Linked DNA regions of Homo sapiens: region 2 is linked to region 1. A link is an interaction called in ENCODE POLR2A ChIA-PET data of the cell type or tissue named here. Cell type or tissue: K562. All regions are shown on one strand.

The links. Peaks named below come from ENCODE experiments on the same cell type or tissue, not always from the same donor. Only the 100,000 strongest peaks of a DNase experiment are listed, where the experiment ranks them.
Region 2: POLR2A ChIA-PET joins it to region 1 with 6 read pairs; 3 of 35 experiments call an interaction of 5 or more read pairs at or near these places.

What each region holds. Positions count from the first base shown.
Region 1 is chr6:124,951,476-124,959,475 of GRCh38, reverse strand. All of the region lies in intron 1 of RNF217-AS1 (RNF217 antisense RNA 1), which reads left to right. Among named protein-coding and RNA genes, the nearest start is that of RNF217, 7.0 kb to the left of the region's middle. RefSeq lists enhancers at 2,985-3,573, 3,574-4,163. In K562, no CTCF peak of the experiment used is centred here; a DNase peak (open chromatin) is centred at 4,075.
Region 2 is chr6:125,188,715-125,196,714 of GRCh38, reverse strand. All of the region lies in intron 1 of TPD52L1 (TPD52 like 1), which reads right to left. LOC100126584 (a long non-coding RNA gene) reads left to right here. Exons shown (of 4, transcript NR_149043.1): 2 at 6,051-6,106. Among named protein-coding and RNA genes, the nearest start is that of TPD52L1, 39 kb to the right of the region's middle. In K562, a CTCF peak has its summit at 4,218; a DNase peak (open chromatin) is centred at 4,244.

The sequences.
Region 1 (8,000 bases):
AGATCAACTTTTTAAACTCCCATATATCAAGAACATGTGATATTTGTCTTTCTGTGCCTGCCTTATTTCACTTAACATAATGATCTCTAGTGCCATCCATGTTGCTGTAAATGACAAAATTTCATTTTTTATGGCTAAATAGTATTTTATTGAATATACATACCATATTTTCTTTATCCATTCATCTGTTGATAGACACTTAGGTTGATTCCATATCAACCTCTTGTAAATAGTGCTATAATAAATATAGGGGTGCAGATGTCACTTTGATTTACTGATTTCCTTTCCTGCTACTGGATAAATACCCAGTAATGAGATTGCTGGATCATATGGTAGTTATATTTTTAGTTTTTTGAGAAACTTCCAGACTATTTTCTATAATGACTATACATATTTATGTTCCCATCAAGAGTGTATAAAATTTCCCTCTTCTATGCATCCTGGCCACCTTTTGTTATTTTTTGTCTTTTTGATAATAGTCATTCTAACTGTGGTAAGATGATGTCTCATTGTGGTTTTGATCTGCATTTCTCTGGTGATTGATGATGCTGGGCATTTTTTAAATAAACTTGTTAGCCATTTGTATGACTTCTTTTGAGAAAGAAAGTCTATATAAAAGAAAGTCTTTTGAGTTGATTTTTGTGATCAACTGTGTGAGTGATAGGTGTCTAGTTTCATTCTTATGCATAGGGATTTCCAGTTTTCTCGGCATCATTTATTGAAGAGAATGTCTTTTCCCCAATGTTTATTCTTGGCACCTTTGTTGGAAATTAGTTGGCCATAAATATGTGGACTTAATAATATTTCTGGATTCTCTATTTTGTTTCATTGGTCTATGAGTCTGTCTGTTTTTATACAGACTTTCTTTTATACAGACAAGAAATGTCTGTTAATGTCCTTTGCCCAATTTTTAGTGCAATTATTATATATATTATACTGTTGAGTTTTTTGAGTTCCTTGTATATTCTGGGTATTAGTCCCTTGTGGGATGAATAGTTTGCAAATATTTCCTCCCATTCTGCAGTTTGTGTCTTTGCTCTCTTGATTGTTTCCTTTGCTGTGCATAAGTGTTTTAGTTTGCTCTAATCCCATTTGTCTATTTTTCCCTTTGTTGTCTTTGTTTTTGCAGTCTTAGTCATAAAATTATTGCCTAGACCAATCTCCTACAGCATTTCCCTTATGGCTTCTTGTAGTAGTTTTATAATTTCAGGATTTACATTTGTATTTAATCCTTTTTGAGTTGATTTTTGTATATGGTGAGTCATAGGGATCTAGTATTATTATTCTGTATATGGTGAGTGATAGGGATCTAGTTTTATTATTCTGTATATGGATTTCCAGTTTTCTCAGCACCATTTATTGAAGAGGGTGTCCTTTCCACAGTGTTTATTCTTAGTGCCTTTGTTGAAAAATCAGTTGGCTGTAAATATGCAGACTTATTTCTGGATCTCTATTCTGCTTCATTGGTCTAGAGTCTGTGTTTATAACACTACCATGCTGGTTTGGTTGCTATGGCATTGTAATATAATTTGAAGTCAGGTAGTGTGACGCTTTCAGCTTTGTTCTTTTTGCTCGGCATTGCTTTGGATACTTGGGCTCTTTTTCTGTTCCATTTGAATTTTATGTTTTTTTCTCTATTTCCATGAAAAATAACGTTAGTATTTTGATAGAGATTGCATTGAATTTGTAGATTGCTTTAGGTAATATGGTCATTTTAACGATGTTTGTTCTCCTTATCCATGAGCATGGGATGTCTGTCCATTTGTTTGTGTCCTCTTTAGTTTCTTTCATCAGTGTTTCACAGATTTTTTTCTAGAGATCTTTTATCATCTTGGTTAAATGTATTCATAGGTATTTTATTTATTTATTTATTTTTAAATATTGCAAACAGGATTATCTTCTTGATTTCTTTCTCAGCTACTTCATTATTGTTGTTCAGAAGTGCTACTGATCTGTGTATGTTGGTTTTGTATCCTATAACTTTGCTGAATTTATCTATCATAACTAGGAGTTTCTTTGATGCCTTTACTCATCTCTTCTCCTTCAGGAACACCCAAAATTTGAATATTTGGTCACTTCTTTGTCTCATATGTTATGTAGGCTTTGTTCTTTTTTATTCTTTTTTGTTTTTTGTCTGATGGGATTATCACAAAAGGCATCTTCAAGTTCAGAAATTCTTTTTTCTGCTTGACTTAGTGGATTTTGAAGCTCTACATTGTATTTCTTATTTCATTCATTGACTTATTCAGTTTTGGATTTCTGTTGGTCCTTTTCTATGATATCTCTTTGTTGAGTTTTTCATTCAGATCATGAACTGTTTTTTCTGATTTGTTTGTGTTTTTAAATCTATGTCCTTTTGTATCTCACCGAGCTTCTTTAATTTCATTATTTTGAATTCGTTTTCAGTCAATTGATTTCTTTTTTGTTGGAATCTGTTGCTGAAGAATTATTATGTTCCTTTGGAGGTGTCATGTTTCCTTGCCTTTTCATGTTTCTTGCATCCTTGCATTGATACGTGCACATGTCATGTAACAGTCACTTCTTAATTTTTTGGATTGGCTTTTGTAAGGAAAGACTTTTTCCTATAGATGTGTCTATGGTGTTGGTTGGGTAGGGCACTTTAGCTTTGATTCTGGGTGTGTGTAGTTTCTGTATGATTTCTTCAGCTGTAATCAGCATCAGTGGTATTTTTGAGTTTTCCTCAGTGACTTAGGTTGCAATTGTTAGTGGAGGATATGGTGAGGCTATTTTGGGATGGGAGACACCAGTTGGGTAGGTTATTGAGCTCTGATGGTGATGGTGGTGGCAGGACAATTGGGCCCATCCTTGGGCCCCCAGGTGTATACACCGTTACTGGTATTTGCAAGTCCAGGCAGGCAGCCAGGCAGCTTGCTTAGGTTCCAACAGTGGCAGAGGTGGGTCAAGCAAGTGGGCATGTCCATAGGCCCCTTGGTGGCATGTGTGGTATGGACAATGACAGTAACAGTGACAGGCCAATACTCAGGCCCTCATGCACTACTGGTGGTTGCACATTGGTGGGTGGCAGCCTTTGTGGTAGTGGCAGGCTGGGAGGACCCATCCTCAAGCCCCCAGGAGAATTGCACAGACATCAGTAATGGCAGACTGTGTAATCAATCCCTAGGCCCCCAGATGACACGTGCAAGTACTGACAGGCCTCGCACCAGGCAGGACTGTTCTGTCCTCAGGCCCCAGGTGTTACACGTGGGTGCAGGCTGTGGTGGGTGGGACTGTTCAATTCTCAGGCTCCCAGTTTATTTGCACAGGTGTTGGCAGGCTGGGCAGGCCTGTCCTCAGGCCTCTGGAAAGCATGCATAGACACTGGTGGCAGCAAATGAGGTGCGTCAATTCCAAGGCCCCCAGAGAGCATGCTTTGGCACGATTGGCAGGTAGGCTGGGTCTGTCGTTAGGCCCAGCTGGCAATGACAAACCTACTGATGTTGTGTGCATATGCCAATGGTTCAGGCAGGGCAGGTCAATCTCCAGGACTGCAGATGGCACACCTGAGCACTGGAAAGCATGATGCCAAGCATGGCAGGCCTGTCCTTGGGTCCCCAATAGTGTACGCGTGCACAGGCTGTAGTGTGTGAGGCGGGGCAATCCCCAGTGTCCCAGACAGCCTGCATAGGCACCAGTGGTAGGTAGACTGGCTCTGCTGTTAGGCCCCCTGATAACGCATTCATATAGCAGAAGCAGCAGGCAGGGTGGGTTGGTCCCCAAGCCTTCAGCTGTTGTGCTTGGGTGATAGCAGCAGTGAGTAAGACTGGCCTGTCCTCAGGCCCTTGGATGACATCTGCCTGGACCAGTCACCAGGTCCATTGAAGGCACATACATGTGCATGGTGGCCCTTCTGCTGGGGTGACTGGGCTGGCTGTCAGTGGCAGTGGTGTTCTTCAGGCTCTGGGGAGTGCACATTTTGCCTTACTTCTTCCTGGGTGCATCCTCCCCAGTGTGCTGCACTGCCTGTTCCCCGGGGTGTAAGACTCTGCATGGGCTAGAGGGCTTGGAACGCAGCAGCACCATTAGGTTCAGCCAGCGTCTCCGTGTTGCAGCGCTCTGGGTTGTCATGGGGGATTATCAATATTGGCAGGGTTCCAGGAATGTGAAGATGCAGGGCTTTTGGGCCCCAGGGCAGGATGTAGGCTAGTGGGGGCTCTCAAAATAGCACCACGCTGCTTGGGTCTGGGGAATGTGTTAGACCCAGCAAGAGCTCCCATCTGGAACAGTTGTGTTGCAAGGACCCCAGGCAGCTCCCTATACTATTCTCAGTTCTCAGGACTGCAGGAGTCTACTTCTAGGGATCTCTCCCTTACCCTTTCCCCACACTGGGGAGCCTCTTTTGGCTCCTCTCAGGTCCCAGCTGGGCCAGCTGCCTTGTTTCTCTCTCCTTCCATGCCTCAGATATTCCATGTCACTTCCTTGCTGAATTCCAGTGTTCTCTCTTCGATGCTGTATTCGATCTATGTTTATCTACTTACTGTTTTCCTCCTTCTCTGTGGAGGAGATGAGTGCTGGGTGCCTCTAGTTAGCCATTTTGAACTGTCTGAAATTTTTTATCCAGACGTTAAAGAGTTGAGATTTATTAACTCATTAAAAATGTTATGTTATATCAGAAAAACTATGACTCATTTTAGTTTTACATATCAAAGCCAAAACTAATTTCTTCTAAACTATTGTGGAGAAAAAATACATAATATTTAAATGCCATGAAACAATTACAGCAAATACCTGACTTGTTTTTCTACCAATCTCTCAATTATCAAAATAGGTATAAAAATATAGAAATAATTTAATTTAAAAAATCAATTCCTGAAAAGCAATGTCTGTGGTGGAATTTTTTCTACGTCTGCTTCTGAAAGTTGTAGTGTGATGTTCATCCTGCCTTTCCTATTTCTTCCCTCTTATATGTGGAGGAAGAGAATTTGGAATCATGAAAGGAAGAGTTCATCAGGTGGAAAAGAGAGGAATACAATCATTTCACTTTCTTTTTCCACCTAAATCCCCTAAGGAAAAATCCAAATAGCCAACTTGTATGAGATAAAGTTAAAAATAAAACAAAACAGTATAATTTGTTTAAATTTTAAAAGTAATGAAAACCCAAATGCTTAGAACACAAAGGAAACCAAGAAGAGGGAAGAAGAGGAGAAAAGGAGGAAGGAAATAAGGGAAGGAAGGAGAGAGAGGAGAAGGGAGGAAGGCAGGCGGGCAGGCAGGAAGGAAAAAAGGTCTTCACTTGAACTTATTACCCAAAATAACTACTTTAACACATTGGTATATTTCTTTCTAGTGTTTGCATTTGTGTGTATAAAATATATATTAATAAGTGGCACTATTGCCAAAATAAAATAATAATACTCCTTTCCTGCTTTTGTTAATTAGTAATGTATCCTCAACATTTTTCATGCAACTAATGCATCTTTACATTATCATGATTCGCAGCCATACAGTATTTTACTATATAGTGATGTCATAATTTATTTAACTAATTCCATTATATTAAAAATATATCATTCATGATTTCAATAAAATATATAAAATATATGTTAATATATCATATATAATGAATATATTTTATTAACATATAACATGATTTTTATATGCATTCCTAATATGTCACAGGATGAAGTCCTAAGAATTAAATTGATGCAGAAAGGGTGGATGTATTTTCAAGGCTTTTGGCACACATTATCACAGAAACTTATCACCAATTTATAATCTCATCAGATAGTGTGAATGTGACAGAATCTAATTCCTTAATCATTCTAAAGAGATTTTTTAGAATTAAAAAAAACTATATATAACATCACACTTTGAAATTAATGGGCATATTCTTTTAAATGAAAAGGGCAAAATTAAATATTAACTGTTAATCCCCTTCTGTACCTACAAATTTGCATTACATGCTATAGTTTTCTTTCTCAGGTGAGGGTTCTGACAGTTTCCCTTCCTCATCTTTTTTGAATTTTCTCGTTACTTCTTCCAATGGCAAGAGTGTTCTAATAAATTAAACTTGGTCATAGTTAATATTTCTTAATTTTTGATGCTAATTCCTATTTCTGCTTTTATAATGAACAAGAAAGAGAAAGTTGTTGTTGTTTTTTGAGTGAAATCTTCATCTCAATGAACAGAGAAATAAGCTTGGTGTTAAAAGCTACTATTTGCATGCACATCCAAGACAGAGTAAGGTAAGCAAGTCTTCCTTTTTTGTGTTACAATTGAATTTAACAAACATTTCCTGGATGTCTGTTAGATCCTGCGTCAAGCTCTGGAAAATTTGGTTTACTAACTTGTTTAATAGAGAAAATAATCCTTTCTCCAGATTTCCCTTTATTATTAACTTTATAACATCTATGAAACACTTCAAACTTTCCAGAGCAGATTTTACCTGTATATGGAAGGCCAGTTCCTGGCATTCTGCACATATTTCGATCCCAAAAAAGCATTTTTAAAGGAAAGAAACAATATAATAATTCTACTCTGTAGTAACTTAAAGCATCATGTGGAACTGAACTTTCCAAACTATGGGTTGAGGTGTTCTGAAGCACTGCAGCAAACCCATAGGATCACATGGAACATTAAAAATTCTTGAGGGAATCACAGCATTACCTATCAACACATGCAAATGCTACTGTTAAGTTGTTTGGACCCAATTACTATTAGGAATTTCTTTTGGCCTAAAAGGCACCATGAAAAATAATAGAAGAGCACCATAAATCAAGACAGTTTGGAACCTTGGGTTGGACACTTCAGGTACAGGGTAGAAACAACAGGATGGGGACCCTATTCTCTAGAAATTTATATTTTAAATTTACAAGGCACACTTGTATAGTAAAGGATCAACCTTGCCTAAAGAAAGGTTTGCCTCTTGCCTTCAGCTCCTGAGAGGTAACCTCAAAGCTTTTGGAATGGCCAGCCAGAGGAGTGTCTTTATTTGACTTGGGGTCCTTGAGCCATGCCACATAGTCTGTGCTAACAATGTGATTTATGTTGGGGGCCTTGAGTCAGGCAGTATAGGCTTGACCTCTGGAGGTGCTAGAAACTAAGGTCAGCTATGTGGGTGGTTATCCCCCAATAAAAACCCCAGACACCAAGGCTCAGGTGAGTTTCCTGGTTGGTAATACTCAATGCACAAAGTCACACATTATTGCTAGGAGAAATAAGCATTGTTTGCACAACTCCACCAGGAAAAGACCACTGGTAACTCTGTCTGGTCTCTCCTGGACCATGCTTTATGTGCCTTTTCTTGGTGTTGATTTTAATCTGTGTCCTTTCACTGTAATAAACTATAATTGTGGGTAAACAGCTTTGCTGAATTCTGTGAGTCCTTCTATAGCAGTATTGAACCTGAGAGTAGTCTTGGAAGCTCCTGACTGCCACTGACTAACCACTACATCGTTAACTTTTATAGGTTTTCATTTGTGATTTTTTTCCCCAGTAGAAAGATGTCATTGAGAAGATATAGCATCCACTAATGTAAGAACAAGTTTAATATAAAAAATAGCCAATCTTGCCACACAAGAAAGTTCATTTTATCGGGTAATATAGATAAGAAACCTGCCATTTTTATTTATGAGCTATATGAAATTGGTTTTGACATTTTGCATGACAAAATCAACAAGAGTATTAAATGATTCTGAAAGTTTTGAAACTGACAGCTTAAGTGATACAGTAGTATTTATTTTAAAATATGGCAAATAATTTTATCTATTTATGTTTTAAGATACTGCTACCAAGTTGGAATGGGAGAACCCAGCTGCCATCCTTTGCAGAATGTTAAATACCACAAGCTGTTTTACAAACATTGTGTTATCAGTAAAACTCAAAATATTTTCCCAAATACTTTCTAAAAATTTCCCAACATGCAAGTATTTTAAAAAGCTTTTTACTTACATATTCCTAACTCGTTTACATATTATTTTTTCTTAGCTTTGTAAGACTTTGGAGCTTCTATTAAGAGCTTTATGACAATGATGTTTGTTCCA
Region 2 (8,000 bases), 240 kb before region 1:
CAAATACAGGGATGTGAGGAAAAAAGAAAGTTCTATTTTCAAGGAAATTTGCTACACAGTTTGAACAGAATCTGATAAACACCAAAGTATATATTACAGATAAAATAAGCATTTCTTTGCAAGTTATTAAATGTCATGTGCTTTATATAAGCTAACAGAAAACATAATTCAATAACTTTTTAATGTAGTCCATGTCTTAAAAATAATTTGGCGATCATTGGTCTTGCGTTGAGACAGGAGCCACGACAATAATTATTTAGACTTTTTTGCATTTGCAGGGCACATGCCAAAAGTTGTTTATACATTACAACTATAGTTAAGCTTTTACATTAATGAAGCAGTAATTAAAACTTTGGAACTGCCCCAGGTGTTTCTGTGGCTAATGTAAGCTCATGCTTGATCTTATTTTCTCTCTGTGGCAGTCACAAGGCTTAAGGATATGGGATGAGAGTTTAAAAGAAAATATAAACAATTTTAAAAACAGCTACAACTTTGGAAGCTACAGAAAGCTTATCTTTCCTTGTTTTCCTGAGTCTTTGATGATTAATACATTTAGAGCCAAATTTAAGGGCATCACTCAAGTCCTACTGAATTAGAATCTTTGAGGTTAACCTTGCACATCTGTGTTTTGTTAATCCCCACTGGTGACACTGATGGGCAGCCAATGTCAAAACCCACTGATTTTAAATAATATAGTATGATGTAAGGGGCATTACTGTGAGCTCAGCACTATTCTAGGTCCTGGAGATACAATGATTATCAGAGCAGACAGGGCCTCTGCTCTCCTGAAGCTTAAGAGATGCATATGATGAGCAAGTGGGCAACAACTGGCCTGGCTGTGATAGCGCGAACAGGGCACTGTGATGGAGTGACTGGAGACAGGCTTTGTCACCATGCAAAACCAACAATGGTCTGAGAAGTTGCAGAAAGCCTCTCTAAGATGGGTCAGTGCACTTGGCCTTAAGAAGGAGTTGCTATGTGACATTCCAGAATAAAAGAGATTTCCAGGGAGAGGTAACAGCTAGGTCAGATGCCCTAAGGGTAAAACCTGCTTGGTACCTCAAAGGATCAAAAAGATGCCTGTTGACTGGACCAAGACAACAATGCAATTTGTTCAGTATCATCAGAGAATTTCACGTAAGTGCCTTTTCCATAGATCTAAAATTTACTTAATCTTATACCACTCAAAAATTTACTCATTTTATATAAAACCTTTCTCTCATGGATGGGTGACACAAAATGCAGAAGACATGCTTCTTACTCTCAAAGGACTTAGCGGTCCACAATGTACCCAGTGTGAAAATAAATATGATTTAAAACCTGTTGGAACCCTGAAGACACTTTAAGCCTTGAGAGAGATGTGATTGTGATCTGAGCCACACAGGGTTGTGACTTCTGTTTCTCAGATTATAGAACAACTTGTTTCTTATTGTTCTTGTTCTGTACAGTGACTAGAGAGACTCAAACAACAACAGGGACAAAAACCTGCTGCCATCTTAATGACCCTTGTTACAGATTAACTTCCCCTTTCTTGTCCTGCTTTGCTTAGGCCAGTTGACAGAAAACCCATAACCACTATACCCTCTGTAACAAATGTTATATGTATCCTTCCCAAAAAGAAACACAGCCTATACAACCAATCAAATTGCTGCAATTGTGTGCCAACTTTGTCAGAAAAATGTTGTAATCCTGCTAAAAACTCCCTGGTCTCTGACTATATATAAATGAAACTTTAACTTCCCTACTTCAGAACACTGACTCCATTCCTTTGGAGCTGGTGTTTATAGGTGGGCTATCCTCAAACTTTGCCCTTGAATAAACTCTCTCTAAGTCAGATTCTGACCCTTTTGATTATTTTAGGTTGACACCAACTAACTATAAATAAGAAAAGAAAACATTAAATGCTTTAACCAAGGTTTAAACTACGTGCTATTAACACAAATAAGGAATATTTAATTCCAATAGCTGACACCAAAGATCTTCATAGAGGTAATATTGTCTGAGTTTGGTCTTACAAAGTAGGAAGATTTCATTCTCGTTTCGGCAGCACATATATTAAAATAAGATTTAGACAGAGGTAGAGAGGGCATCTTATATGGAAGATCATTGGCAAAGTATCAGGTACATTGAAAGAACCAAGAGCTGCTTGATTGCCTGGGGTCAGGGTTCCAGGGGAACCTAAGGATAGTATGAAATACGCCAAAAAGGACATTTGGTCCAGATCATAGAGGACGTTGAATTCCATGGTAAGGAGTCTGGAAGCAGTAGAGAAGCACAGATTTTTGAGCAGAAGAATGATGGGATAAGAGATGTGTTTAAGGAAGAAAACACTACTTTCTTGGTGCTGCGATGTATTTCATGAATGACCTGAGGGGTTGTTGAGTTATAAACGGCCTTAACCTTTAAACAGAAAGCTCAGTAATGCTGAGACTGTAGAGTTAATGGTGAGTTAATGGTTCTTCTGGATCTTAGCCTGCTGTCAGCTGGCATTTCTAATTTATTGCAAACTAGACGCTTCCAAAGGAAATGGAAAAAGTCACACCTAAAACTAATCCTATAATTAAGTAAAACAAAAACAAAAACTCAAAATCCACAAGTAGTTCCAGTCCACTACTATTAGAAACTAAAAAGCATGGGGCCTTGTCCTTTTATCAGCCTTTTGTTTTTTTAGAAAAAAAAAAAAAAAAAAAACTATTCAGAAGACTTTTCCACAAAATTCTCTATTTATCTGAATCATTATGATTGAAGAGACTTGATCTATAAATTGAACCATCAGTGTTAGCCTCAAGAAAAGCAAAAACCCACTGGGTTGTGAGCTCCTTGAAGCCCCGGGCCAGGGCTTCATGACCACCAAAGCCCCAGCTCACTCTGCAAGGCTCCTAGCAGTTGCTCAGTGAAAACCAGTTGCATAATGAATGTATAACAGCTTGCACTCTTACCAACACTGATGCTGGAATTGGGAGAGGAGGACATATATACACACATGAATTAATATATTTGTTTTTCATATATTTTTAAAATATATGCATATATTTTTCATCTGTATGTGTGTTGCATAGGTATCTTTTCATGTATATATTTTCATATTTGTAACAGGCATATGTTTTCCATATATATGGCTATTTTCTGCCCTTCCTCAGCACCCACAGCAGTGTGGTGGCCTGTGAAGTTCTGCCATCACAGAGAGAGCACCAAAGGCAATAATTCACAGAAAAGCTGCTTGGGACTTTTGCAACCATTCTTGAGTCTACTGGTTCTCAGCTATTTTCCCATCCCAATACTCCTGAAGGCTATGGCACACCCATGAGGAACAGTGACTCAGTGTGACAGCAACGGACACACCTCACCCCACCCTACCCAGAAAGCATATCAGAAGAGGGAGAAGGAAAGGATGAGGGAAAGGAAAGGAGAACATAAACATAAGCAGTTTGAACAAAAAAGCCCCGAAGTCCTTCTGCTATACCCCACCAGGGACAGGTCTTAGCCACAGCCTCCATCCCCCCAACTTGAAAATCAAGTATCATTTAAGTGGTTGGCTTTCAGAGTTAGAGGGGCCTGAATCTAGTCCTAGCAACACAATTATCAGCAGAGTGATCCCAGTCATCACAGTTAGCTTCTCTATGCTTCACTTTCCTCATCTGCAAAAGAAAGATAATAGTAACTATCTCAAATAGCTACTTGGAGGATTAAATGAGACTAAATTGTATAAGCTGTTGGGCACAATGCTTAACACATAAGGATAATAAATAGATGTTAGCAATGATTATTATCAACAACCAGCCCTTATAATTAAATGTTTGCCATGGAGGACATGGATGCTAATCAAAGCTTCCAAGAAATCAGGTGGGACATTTGTGATAGATCCAGCTGTCACTGGGCTTTATCAACAAGGTATATGTGCAAGTCAGGTGCAGATGTGAGACAGGTGAGTCCATATGGGTCCATCTGGGTGCAGACTCAGGCCCGCCACCAAAGCCGACCGTATGCAGCAAAGTGCTTGGTTGGTATTTGGAACCACGACTAATGTTCCCTTTTCTTTCTTGGTTCTTATTAATTCAGAAAAGCGGGCTCAGCCCTAGTTGGAAAGTCAACAAAGGGAACAAAAAACTGATGCTGGTTTTCTTAGGAATGAAGATGGGGCTCTCTGTTAAGGTGCTACTTCCTGCCTCAGGACTTGCGGGCAGATAAAATCAAGGGCTCTCTGGCAACAGCACAACCCCTGGTGGCCAGATGATGTCACTGCAGGTTTTTCTCCATTAAAAGAACATAGTATGAATGAGTCACATCACAGCTGCAACTCTGTTTCTCCTCCCCTGCATAGACTATGCTCTAAGCTACCAGCAAGTACATTCGGGGATCCTGCTGAGGCAACACCAGATAAAAAAAAAAAAAAGATTTTTTTTGTTGTTGTTCTCAAAATTCTGATTGCTGCAGATTGAACCCAAAGAACTTTATTCTGCTCAGGTCAGCCGGGTTCTGAAACTCTTGGCATTAAAAGCAGAGTGGGTGACAATCATAAACCTACAGTTAAATGTCTAGTGTCCTGAGTGCCAGGCTCATCAGGAAAACAAAAATTTCCACTTGTAGTCAAAGCCAACCTCAGCCCCTCCCACTATTCTCCTACAACAAAGGCCCTAAGGGAACAGTGAGGAAAGAACGTGGCTTTCTTCCCCCCTGGCATGCTACAGAAGCTATCGTGAAAGCTGGTGACTATTTAGTAGATATGTCAGGGTCCTTCATTCATAATTTTGTTCAAATCTTTTGATTCTACTTAGATTCTGCTTTAGAATAGCAAAGTCCATATGCTATTACACAGTATGAATACTGGCTCTTTTTCATTTCTTCTTGAACTTACCTTGTTAAAAAATAATAATAGCTTGTAATGACAAGGTATGTCAGTGCCCAATGAACAGAAGGGAGGGGGAGAAAAAACAGAGGTATCTGAAGGCCACTGAGGATAGGGAGACATTCCACAGTTGTTCACTTCTTCCTTCACTCCCAGCTCTCTCTCTCCTCAGATGATAGGGAGGTAAACATGCTTAGAGTTCATTTGGTCTTACACTCAGAATGTCTGCACCCTGTTTCTCTATTTTGATGAACTATATGCCAGGATAGCCAGCCAAGTAGAAAACACTGCCGTTCTTGCACATCTACAATGCTGCACAAGTAACATTTCACAATGGGTAGGTTCCTCTGCACTGTTTCAGTTAGAAGAAAGAACACAATTCACCCAATTTTAAACACATCATTATCCCTTCACCATTTCCTTTCAAAATCAAAGAAAAGGAATTAAGTCCATATTTTGATGGGAGCTGGAAAAAAACGTTTGGACTCTCCCTTCTTCATTTAGAAAAGGAAAAGCTGCCCCCTTTCACAGAAACACATCAAGCAAGTGGACAATGAGCGACATACAGGTGCAAATGCCAAAGGACAATTTGTTCTTCTGCAAAATCATTCAGCAGGAAATTGGGCTAAGAGTATTACTGAGAATAAAGAAAGCGTGGCTGGAACAAAATAAACAACAACGCAACTCCACAGCAAGAAAAGAAAACCCAAGATCAGCAAGGAATGATTCCATGTAAGAGAGAAATGTTAACTGTAGTTGTGAGGACAAGTGAATTTAAAATCATATTAAGATTCCACATAATGTTACACGATATACAAATCACTATAGTTAATATGTAGAGTCAAGACAACAAGAGTAGATGGTGCCATTGTTACCTTGATGTAGCAACAGAGAATGATATATTCAGTACAACATACTCTAAAGCAGGGGTCCCCAACCCCTGGGCTACATACAGGCGGTTAGGAACAAGGCCGCACAGCAGGAGGTGAGTGGCAGGCAAGCCAGCAAGGCTTCATCTGTATTTACAGTGGCTCCCCATTGCTTGCATTACAGCCTGAGCTCTGCCACCTGTGGGATCAGTGGCAGCATTTGATTCTCAAAGGAGTGCGAACCCTATTGTAAACTGCACATTGAGGGATCTAGGTTGTTCACTCCCTATGAAAATCTAATGCCTGATGGTGTCACTGTCTTCCATCACCCTCAGATGAGACCATCTAGATGCAGAAAAACAAGCTCAGGACTCCCACTGACTACATTAGGGTAAGTGGCATAATTATTTCATTATATATTACAATATAATAATAATAGAAATAAAGTGCTCAGTAAATGTAATGTTTTTGAGTCATCCCAAAACCATCCCCCAACCTTCGTCTGTGGAAAAACTGTCTTCCAGGAAACCAGTCCCTGGTACCCAAAAGGTTAGGGACTGCTGCTGTAAAGCGTGCTGGGACAGTCTTCATGGCTCTGAGTCTCATGGGTTCCCGTTATCAGTTTGGTTGTTGCAGTGACTCCCACAAGCTACCAACTTCAGTACTGTTTTCAGAAAAAAATGACCTAGAACCTAACAGAAAATGGACCACCAGGGACAACGGTCGGCTTCATTTGGGTCTGGTCACAAAATTGGGGTCATATTTTGACAGTCCTACAAACTAAGAATTCCTGCCATTCACAAAGTCACAGCTGGTAGAAATTCTTCAAATTATGATCAATATAGTTCACAGAAACTATTTCCAGTGGCACTTTTAGTTACTTTGAAGTTGTCTTCAGCCATAGAAAGACATGGCAAATGTCTTAGAAGCAGATAGCTATATCTATACTTCCTTCTGTCCTAACCACCACCGACACCCCAATGTTGGTAGAGAATTCTAGTAAAGAAAGGAAAGTGGAAAGGTGAGTTTTAGGGTTACCTATAATTTGACTTTCTGTGTCTCAAAGTACCCTTTTTTGTTATGTGTTTTGTCAAACCTAAGTTATTATTGCTATTGCTTTTACTTTATATTCTTCTCTGTGTAGTGCATACTAAACAAACCTTAAAACACAAGTGGCTCAATTTACTTCAAATATTCATGTAAAATAAAATCGAGTTCCTTCAGTATCAGATTTGGAACTACTTCAGAGTGAAAAGGAAATAACAATGAGAATAGTGAAAGGAGGCTCATGGAAAAGTACCAAGCAGAGAGAGGTTGCCAACCTTTCCCCATGTGATGAACTCTCTTTTGACAACACCCACACAATCAAAGGCATCAATGTTAATCATTCAGAAAAATAAGTTAGGTTAAAAAAATTAAGTAAATGACAGGATAGAAAAGCCTTTGTTTTCCTAGTGAATATCTAAAAATGTGTCTTATACACATCTTAAATTAGGTATATTGTAAAAGAGGCCACAGGCAGAGTCCAGTTTCCACTGGCTTTTTGAAATTCTTTGCTCCCAAATCCAGTTAGATATAACACACATCATTTTACTTTGTAGTCAAAGTATGAGCCAGATTTTCAAACACTTCCACTTTAAATGCCTGTACATAAGTCACCTCTGTTCTTATGACCCACACAAATCCTGTATTTAGAATAGTGTACAACTGATCTCTACTGATTATGAAGAATTAAGTAGTCAATATGCCCAACTGGGGTTATTATTATAAAAGAATATACTTAAGTGTTGCTTAGTTTCATATGGAAATTCTTTTTCCAACTTTAGCTTATTCTTTTAAAGCCTAAATGGGAGAGGAATCCAAGAAAGCTTAGGGCAGAGTTGAAATCAACTGAGATGCCTTCTATTTATACCAAGATGACCAGTCTTCTCATGACAGTCCCAACTGTAGGAGAAAAATCGTTAGCTAAGGCATCTACCACAGCAGTTAAAATTTATTTGCCTCTAGCTTAAGCTAATTCTCTAAAAGTATTGCAAGGCTTTGGCCCAAGGTAAACTTAAAACTACCTTAAGGAACCTGCTGTCAGAAGGTCTTTCACATAAGCTGACCTTATTGGCATATGTGAAATAAAGTAAAACATGCCTAGGTCTGTATTTGACCTCACTGAGCAACTGTCTCTCCAGTCCAGTGAAAATCTTCTGACCATGGAATGCCATGCATGCCACTTTGATAGGAGTCCTTTGATGCAGTATGTTTTCAAACTGCAGGTCACTACCCCATTTAGT